2 separate regions of the Homo sapiens genome follow, and region 2 is linked to region 1. The links are chromatin loops, found by intact Hi-C in ENCODE. Cell type or tissue: tibial artery. All regions are shown on one strand. Region 1 overlaps PDE4B (phosphodiesterase 4B). Region 2 overlaps PDE4B (phosphodiesterase 4B).

Region 1 (4,000 bases):
GCTGGCAAAGACCTATTAAAAATATTTCACAGCTCAGTAGTAGATTTCTATGTACAACTTTCCAGTTTCTGTCCTCTCTGCAGCACCCTCTAAACACACACATTGTTAAAATACAGCACAATATAGCCAATTTTCAGGAACATCTCTCTGGCACTCCATCCTTCACACTAAAATACTTGCAACTTCTCGAACACCATACTGTCTTTCACTTCCTTCACGTGTCGCCCTCTCTGCTCAGTGCACTTGAGTACTTTCCCACTCCAATTCCCCTTTGTTCATCAGGCTAATGCCCGCTGGTTTAGACCCAATTCAGAGGTCAACGTCTCTTATTAGGGCTGTTTGTTTTCTGCACTCTCCTGAGCATCCGGGGCTTATCTTTATCTCAGCCTTATCATGCTGTGTTATGATGACCCATTTATATGTTTTTCTTTCCCACTAGACTTATTGGTGGCAAAAACTATGTCTTATTTGATATCCACAGGACCTGGCCTAATGCTTGGCACATACCTGATTAATAAATTCTGGATGAATGAGACCTACATACTGGTAGGCACGTGATAGGGAGTGGGCTGACTTCTTGGTAAACTGTAGTCTGTTTACGATAAACAAGAAAGCATACTTTTATGGAGAATGCTCAGCTTCTTTTAGTTGATGTGCTGACCCTCATTGCAATTCTTTTTCTGTTGCCAATAGGAGATAATGTAGCAAAGTAGCTATGAAGTCAGACTGAGGAGCTGCACAGAACTGGATTTGACTTCTGGCTCATCAGTTACTAGCTTTGTGACCTTAGGCATGTTACTTAATTCTTTTAAATCTCAGGTTCCTCATTTGCAAAATAGGAATAATAACCTTCTGTGGCTGTGGTTAGGATTGTGTGAGTGTTATTAAATAATGGCATATGAGCTCCATGAGGTCAGGATTTTTGTCACTTCAGTTCATTGTCATGAACTTAGAAGAGAGGCTGGCGCATATTTGTTGAATCAATGAATATTTTGTACATAATAGACCATCAATAATTCATAGCAGCTCTTATTCATGTGAATTTTTCACCAACTCTTACACGAAATTTTTTGGAGTATGTATGATGTGCATAATAATTCTGTATCCCTTCTTTAGTCAGAAGTTAGGGACCCACCTGTGAGGTGACCCTTCCAGAGCCTCAAATTCAGTGACACAAGATGCATGTAGAAACAGTTGCCTTTCGAAAGAAGTTGTTTTCAGGCTAGAAATTAAGTTTAATCATTCCAAGGCTGTTTGATTCTGTGGAAGTTCTACAGTTCTGTTTTTGAGTCATCGCCCATCGGCATTTGACTCTTCGTGTCTCTTTTCATACATCTCTTAGCCATATCACCATTTGCTGAATATTAGACTCACACAGATTCAGATTCAGAGTCTCGGGGGAAAATGATTGCATTTCTAAGTGTTCTTGGAACTGTTTCACTTGCTTCCTCGACAGATATCTTGTGTAAGGTCCATAAGGATAGAAAATCCATTATTACCTAAGACCCTTTACTGTTTCCCATTTCATGAATAGATGTTTGTATTTCAGGTTTTCACTTGGGTCTTTCCCATGTTCAGTACTTTTATAAGTAACTTATTGTGCTACAACGAAGGTATTGTTTTAGGCTTTTTTGAATTTCATCAGCATGCAGACATCCCTACGTACTATATTTCTACAAAAAACCCACAAACTTTAAAAAGTAATTCCCAAACTCTTAAAGAAGCCAGGCCAAATAAAAGGATGGCATTGCTTTATTTCTATGGCATATTGAAACAGTAAGAATGAAAAGAGATCCTCAAGAGAGCGGTTTTACCTTGCTTTTACTTTCTCATGCATTTATCCAAAAAGTCCTTTTTATTATATTATTCATTATATATTATTCATTGCAGCTCACTCCTCAGATAATTAACCCACTTCTATGATAATAATGTTACTCCATTCATAAGGACTCTGCCCCTTAAAGGTGCTACCTCTCAACACTATTGATTGGGGATTAAGTTTCCAACACATGTGCTTTGGGGGACACATTCAAAGCACCAGAGGGCCTGGTCTAATGATTAGGAGTAATCATTAGAATGGTGTAATTCATCATGGTGTAGGTAGTAAAGTTAAATGATCCAATTTATTAGTCCATTATTCATTCATTAGTCCATTATGGTTGCTTACCTTACATATGACTAGGTTGGTGAACAAGGTTGTCCTATTACTTATCCTATTATATGTAAAAGTCTGCCCAAAGCTGTTTTAATCATTTGTATGAATGTAGGTACCATTTCAAAGTGCACTCCTTATCATAAACTCTTGAGATACATACTAAGATGATATAAAAGAGAGTGGCAAATCCTATAGCACTGTGCTAATTTAATAACTTACAAAGTTCATCAATAGAACAATATACTTTTGTTCTCATGCTGACTCTTGTTCTCAAGTTGAAGATTACTCCAAAGTCACTATAGTCATATTATGCTGTCTGGGGCTCTTCATTGAAATTTTGAAAATAGGAGGAGGAGCATATCCAGTGGTGAAAGAGAAAACATTTTGGTAAGTGGAAATGGGAGAAAAGGAAGCTTGCCTGACTACCTAATAGGCCTTACTTAGTTGCTTCAGTGATGGGGACCTAGTAGACCACAGAAGGGCCAAGCTGTCTGGAAAAGAGAAGGGTTGTCATTTCTGGAACCCCTACTATGTGCCAGATACTTCATGGGTCTTTTACATCTTTAAGTTGAACCTATGGGGGATTTTATTGCATTCGTTTTAAAGATAAGTTAACTGCTGTCCATTTAAAAAAGTAAGTACAGTTGCTTTGCAAGATCACACAACTTTTATGGGGCAGGGCCTGGGCTTGAGTCCAAGACTTCAAAGCTTGTGTTCTTTCCACTAGCCACCTACTCTCAGAATGCTCCTGTTAAACCCATTATGTGGCAAGTCAGGTATGTGTTGCACTTGACATCTTTTTTAGTTTTCCACTTGTACAAACATTCCCTGAAAAATTGTGGAGAGGTTCCATACAGTGGAACTTGAGATTTCATCTACTCAGCCTTCTACCCTGAAAGGTTCCTCTGAGCTCATCACTGTAACCTGAAATGTCTTTCACATGGATCTGAAAACATTTAGTGAAGTAGAAAGTACTGTGCTCATAGTAGTCATTCTGTGGTACCTTTTTTTCCTTTTTAAAAAAAGGAAAAAGTTTAGTTGACACCAAATAGTTGTATATATTTGTGGGATACAGAGTGATATTTTTATATATGTATACACTGCATAATGATCAAATCAGAGTAATTAGCATATTCATCACCTTAAACATTTATCATTTCTTTGTGTTGGGAACATTCAAAATCCTCTCTTCTAGCTTTGAACGTATACAATAAATTGTTATTAACTATATTTACCCCATAGTGCAATAGAAAACTACAACTTATTCTTCCTATCTAGCTCTAATTTTGTATTCCTTACCCAAACTCTCTGTCTTCCTCTTCCCACTAATCTTCCTAGCTTCTAATAACCATAATTCTACTCTCTATTATGAGCTCAATGTTTTTTAGCCTCCAGATATTAGTGAAACTTGCAGTATTTGTCTTTCTGTACCTGACTTATTTTACTTAATGTCCTCCAAGCTCATCCATGTTGCTGCAAATGACAGAATTTCATTCCTTTTCATGAGTGAATAGCATTCCATTATTATATGCCATATTTCCTTTATCCATTCATTTGCTGATGGACATTTAGGCTAATTCCATATCTTGGCTATTGTCAATAGTGCTGCAATAAACGTGGGGTGCAGATATCTCTCCAATACATTGATTTATTTTCCCTTGGATAAATACCCAGTAGTGGGATCACTGTAATATGGTAATTCTATTTAAGCTTTGTTGCAAAACCTCCATACCGTTTTCCATAATAGCTGTGCTAACTTACTTTCCCATCAACAGTTTATAAGAGTTTGCTTTCCTCCACATCCTTGCTGGCTTTTGTTATTTTTTATCTTTCTGATAATGGCCA
Region 2 (4,000 bases), 49 kb before region 1:
CCCCCTCTAAAGTTGCTTATTATCACCAAGTTGTTGTATGCCTGGCACCAACGCCGAATTTGTCCAAGTTACTCATGTCACTGAAAGGCCATGGAGTTTGCTCCTGGGTTCAAATTCTGGCTCCATTATTTGCTAATGGTGGGCATGGGTAAATAACTGAACTTCAGTGCGACTCAGTTTCCTATACATAACATGAAAATAATAATGACTGCAACTCTAAGCTGTGTTGAGGATGAAAACTTTCCATAGTACATACAGTTTTATGTAAAATGCTTAGTGTATAGTACCTGCCACACGTTGGTTCTCAGTGTATACTATGTGTCCTCCTCCATGGTTATCATGTGACCAGAGTTTCCCACTTTCTCTTTAAGCTTTGATGTGGAAAATGGCCCTTCCCCAGGTCGGAGTCCACTGGATCCCCAGGCCAGCTCTTCCGCTGGGCTGGTACTTCACGCCACCTTTCCTGGGCACAGCCAGCGCAGAGAGTCATTTCTCTACAGATCAGACAGCGACTATGACTTGTCACCAAAGGCGATGTCGAGAAACTCTTCTCTTCCAAGCGAGCAGTAAGTACAAGCTCTGTCTGGCTTCCAGTTTCACATTTACCTCATCTCTACCCAGGTCACAGTGGCAGCAACAACAATTCCCCATTAATCTATGGTAAGGATGAAGGAAGAAAATGAATATGAGCAGGGGTGACGTGATGACCATTTTAAGGACATTAATGCTCTATAGCATGCGGAATATGTAGCTGGGGTCTCCAAGGGTTTTGGAAAACCTAGACACAGTGTTTACTTTACATCTTTTACTGATACCTTAAAAAAATTATTTTGCTTCATTTCCTGAACTGTTGAGTCATTTATGGCATGAGAACCTTAACACTTTTTATACATCACACTTGAAATTTCAGCTGTGTGTGCAGTTTTCATGAGGCTCCAGCAAAGAGGAAAAATGGTGATTGGTTATATGCATGCTGTCTCAGTAGCCTTTGCTTGGTGACTTTAATAAGATGTCATTCAGACACATGCCTGTGTCCCTTCTCTGAAACTTTAACACAATGCCCACTTGTTGCCTGGCTCCTTGGTGAGACACAACACACTCCACCGCCCTGTAAAGCACTGCTGATATTTTTGTTTTGCCGCTATTAATTGTAAATCTCTAAATTTTATTTAAAGAACAAGATCTAGGTTGTGTCACCCATTTATTAAATTTCCAAAACCAAATAAAATTGGATTCTGGAATTCATGCCTTAAAAGGTTTCTGGGCACAGATACAATTGTTTTTATATTATATGTCATAAAAGTATCAGTAGCTCCCTAAGGTCTCCAGTTTGGAAAATTCCACTCTGTTCTCTTCTGCTATTGGAAGGGAAGTCAAAAATTTCACCCTCTGGTGAAAGGGGGAATTTTGAAGCTACCAGCAAAAAAATATTCCTTGAGGCATTTCTGCCAGCACATTTTAATAGACGCACCCCTGCCCTAAAATATCTCAATCATTGTGTGGGCCCAAATTCATTTTTCAGTCATTTGGCAAAATTTACTGATTCTCTCCTTTGTGCCACACATTGTGTCAATCTCTGGTGATAAAAGACAAACAAAACAGTGTAAAAATCACAGATGAGTTAAAAGCATATCTCATTCTCAAAAAATGTGCATGCTGTCAGGGAGGTTACAGCTAAATAAGAAAGATAAGAGGAACACACACATACAAACATAACAGAGTGAAAGGAAATAACATTTAATGAGCACTTCCCATGGAGCCGAGCTCATGTTCTTATGTTATCTCTGTTAATCTGTCAGGTAGGTGTCTTTATTATCCCCACTCCATAGATGATGAAACTGGGACTCTGAGAGATTGAGAAACTTGCCCCTATCCCATGACTGTGTATCATGCTGTGTCCCATGATGTGGCTAAGCCTGACCATATTAAAAACTTTTGGAATCTTTCCATCCATGTTCTTCAAATTGCAAAGTGGCATCTCTACCACTAGGTAGAAAACAAATGACTGCAGAGTAGAGGTGTCCAAGGCTGCAGGAGAGGTAGGTAGCCAGCAACTTTGCTGTAGATCTTGTAGAACCCAAGGCATTTCTGACAAAAGTTTGAATGGGGGTCTTTGAATGCAAAGATATTGGGAATTCTTTCCTTCACCAAGATAAACACCTTTCTAGGCTTCATCATGGAAGACCGTAGGTCATGTGGTGAGCTCAAAGTAATTAGAGCTTAATTCACATAGTATTTTACAGGTGCAAGATTAGCTTTGAAATCTTGTCATTCCCCAAAAACTAATTCCCTGGCTAAGAGCTCTCCAGACTCAAGCCAAACGGCAGGAAGAATCTCAAGGTCATTCAGAGTCGCCCCAGAAAACTCTACTGCACTTCCAGATTAAATCTTGTGTTTCATTATTTGGAATCAAAAGGTTGTAGAAATGTTAAATTTGAAGAGACCTTAAAGATCACAATCCAACTGAATCTACGGCAGTCAAAAAAGAGGTGTAGTTCTAAATGACACCGCATCCAGCATCCCTGTTACTGGTAGTTTACTGTCCTTTCAATTTTACTGGCCAGTAAAATTCCCCACCACCCGCCCCACCCCCTGCCCCCAGTAACTTTAGAACCTAAATTTTCCAACTTTAAATTTAGGCAAGTAAAAATTATATATGTAAATTATTTAATATCATTCTCACTTTTTAAAGATAAGGACTTAGATAAAAAGTAGTATGGGCACAATTTCATAATAAAAAGCAGCCTTTCCCAAGAAAACAAGGTTGGCAACATAATACCACCCTATCAAAAATACTGATAACAGGATATATTAAAATCTTTGTGTGAATGAAAATAGCACAAGATTTTGTTTTCCAAATATTTCAGTACCACAGAAAAAAACTTTTATATATTTGTCAGTTTTGGAATTATATTTCACAACACGCTGAGAAGTAGAGTTTGAATAATATTAAGCTTCTTCTAGTAATTTAGTTTTAAGTTGGCAAATCCAGTTTCACATAAATATCTGAATCTGAACTAAAGTAATGCTCTTAAAGCTATTTCATATGATTATTAACTCTTTAAGATGAATCGAAACAGAGGAACAGCAGCTCCCCACACTTCCCGCCCCTTTTTTTGCCTTCTACCCATAGATCCAGGAAGCAAGAAGGGTGCTAATAGACCAAGAGTCTAGATGTGAAGGCCACTGGGTGGGGGCTGCCGGATGTTCCCTGCTCACAGACCTCATACCCAGCACAGAGCTGTCATGAATTTTTTATGAATGGTGGAAAACTTTGCATAATTCTACTGCATTAAATCCTAGTAATAAAGGAAACACTAGCTTTTAAATTTTTCTCATCTGAATTTTTTCAGAAGAGTAACAGAAAATTATAGTCAGGGGAGAGTGAGTGAAAAGATATTAAGAGTAAAAATGTGAACAAGAAAAATTAAAAGTAGCTTTAACTTTGAGCAACAAAGGAGAGGATCAGAATAAGGCTTTATAGTGAAGTAAAGCAAGATCACCATTGGGTCCCAAAAGGCAATTTCAGATGCTTTCCTAGATGTGGCAATAGTTTGCTGGTTTCTGTTCAGTTCCTGTGTTGTAGTCATCCCAAACGTAATGCCTTCGTATACTGAGGTACAGATTGCCTCATGGGAACATAAAGTACTGGAAACTAGTAAGGCCAGTTTTACTGCTGAAAACTGTGGCAGGAACCACCATGGACAGAATGGAGTTTTGATTATCCACCTGCAAAGCCACAGGAAAGGAAACTCCATGTTTTTTTTCATTTGGTCATCCCATTTTGCAAAGCCTTACACAGACAAGAAGCTTTTGAAAGCCACCATTTACGTGTGGACTAAGTAGTCTCTAGAGAGAGCCTACTCATTTTCAAGGGAAATGAGACCTAAGAACCAAGAGGAAAAGCAGAAATAATAATCCACTTAAATTTAAAACCTGTTTATTGATGGACTAGCAAAAAGTGCAGTGTGGTTTCTAAGACTTGAGTTAGACTTACACC

Evidence for each region. Peaks named below come from ENCODE experiments on the same cell type or tissue, not always from the same donor. Only the 100,000 strongest peaks of a DNase experiment are listed, where the experiment ranks them.
Region 2: a loop joins it to region 1, with 8 times the contacts of the local background. A loop is called at or near these places in 7 of 110 quality-filtered maps.

The regions. Positions count from the first base shown.
Region 1 is chr1:66,295,753-66,299,752 of GRCh38, forward strand. The region is part of intron 7 of PDE4B (phosphodiesterase 4B); the gene reads left to right. Among named protein-coding and RNA genes, the nearest start is that of SGIP1, 240 kb to the right of the region's middle. In tibial artery, no CTCF peak of the experiment used is centred here; no DNase peak of the experiment used is centred here.
Region 2 is chr1:66,247,089-66,251,088 of GRCh38, forward strand. It overlaps PDE4B (phosphodiesterase 4B), which reads left to right. Exons shown (of 17, transcript NM_002600.4): 4 at 372-566. Among named protein-coding and RNA genes, the nearest start is that of PDE4B-AS1, 200 kb to the left of the region's middle. In tibial artery, a CTCF peak has its summit at 2,074; no DNase peak of the experiment used is centred here; H3K27ac peaks cover 1,812 bases.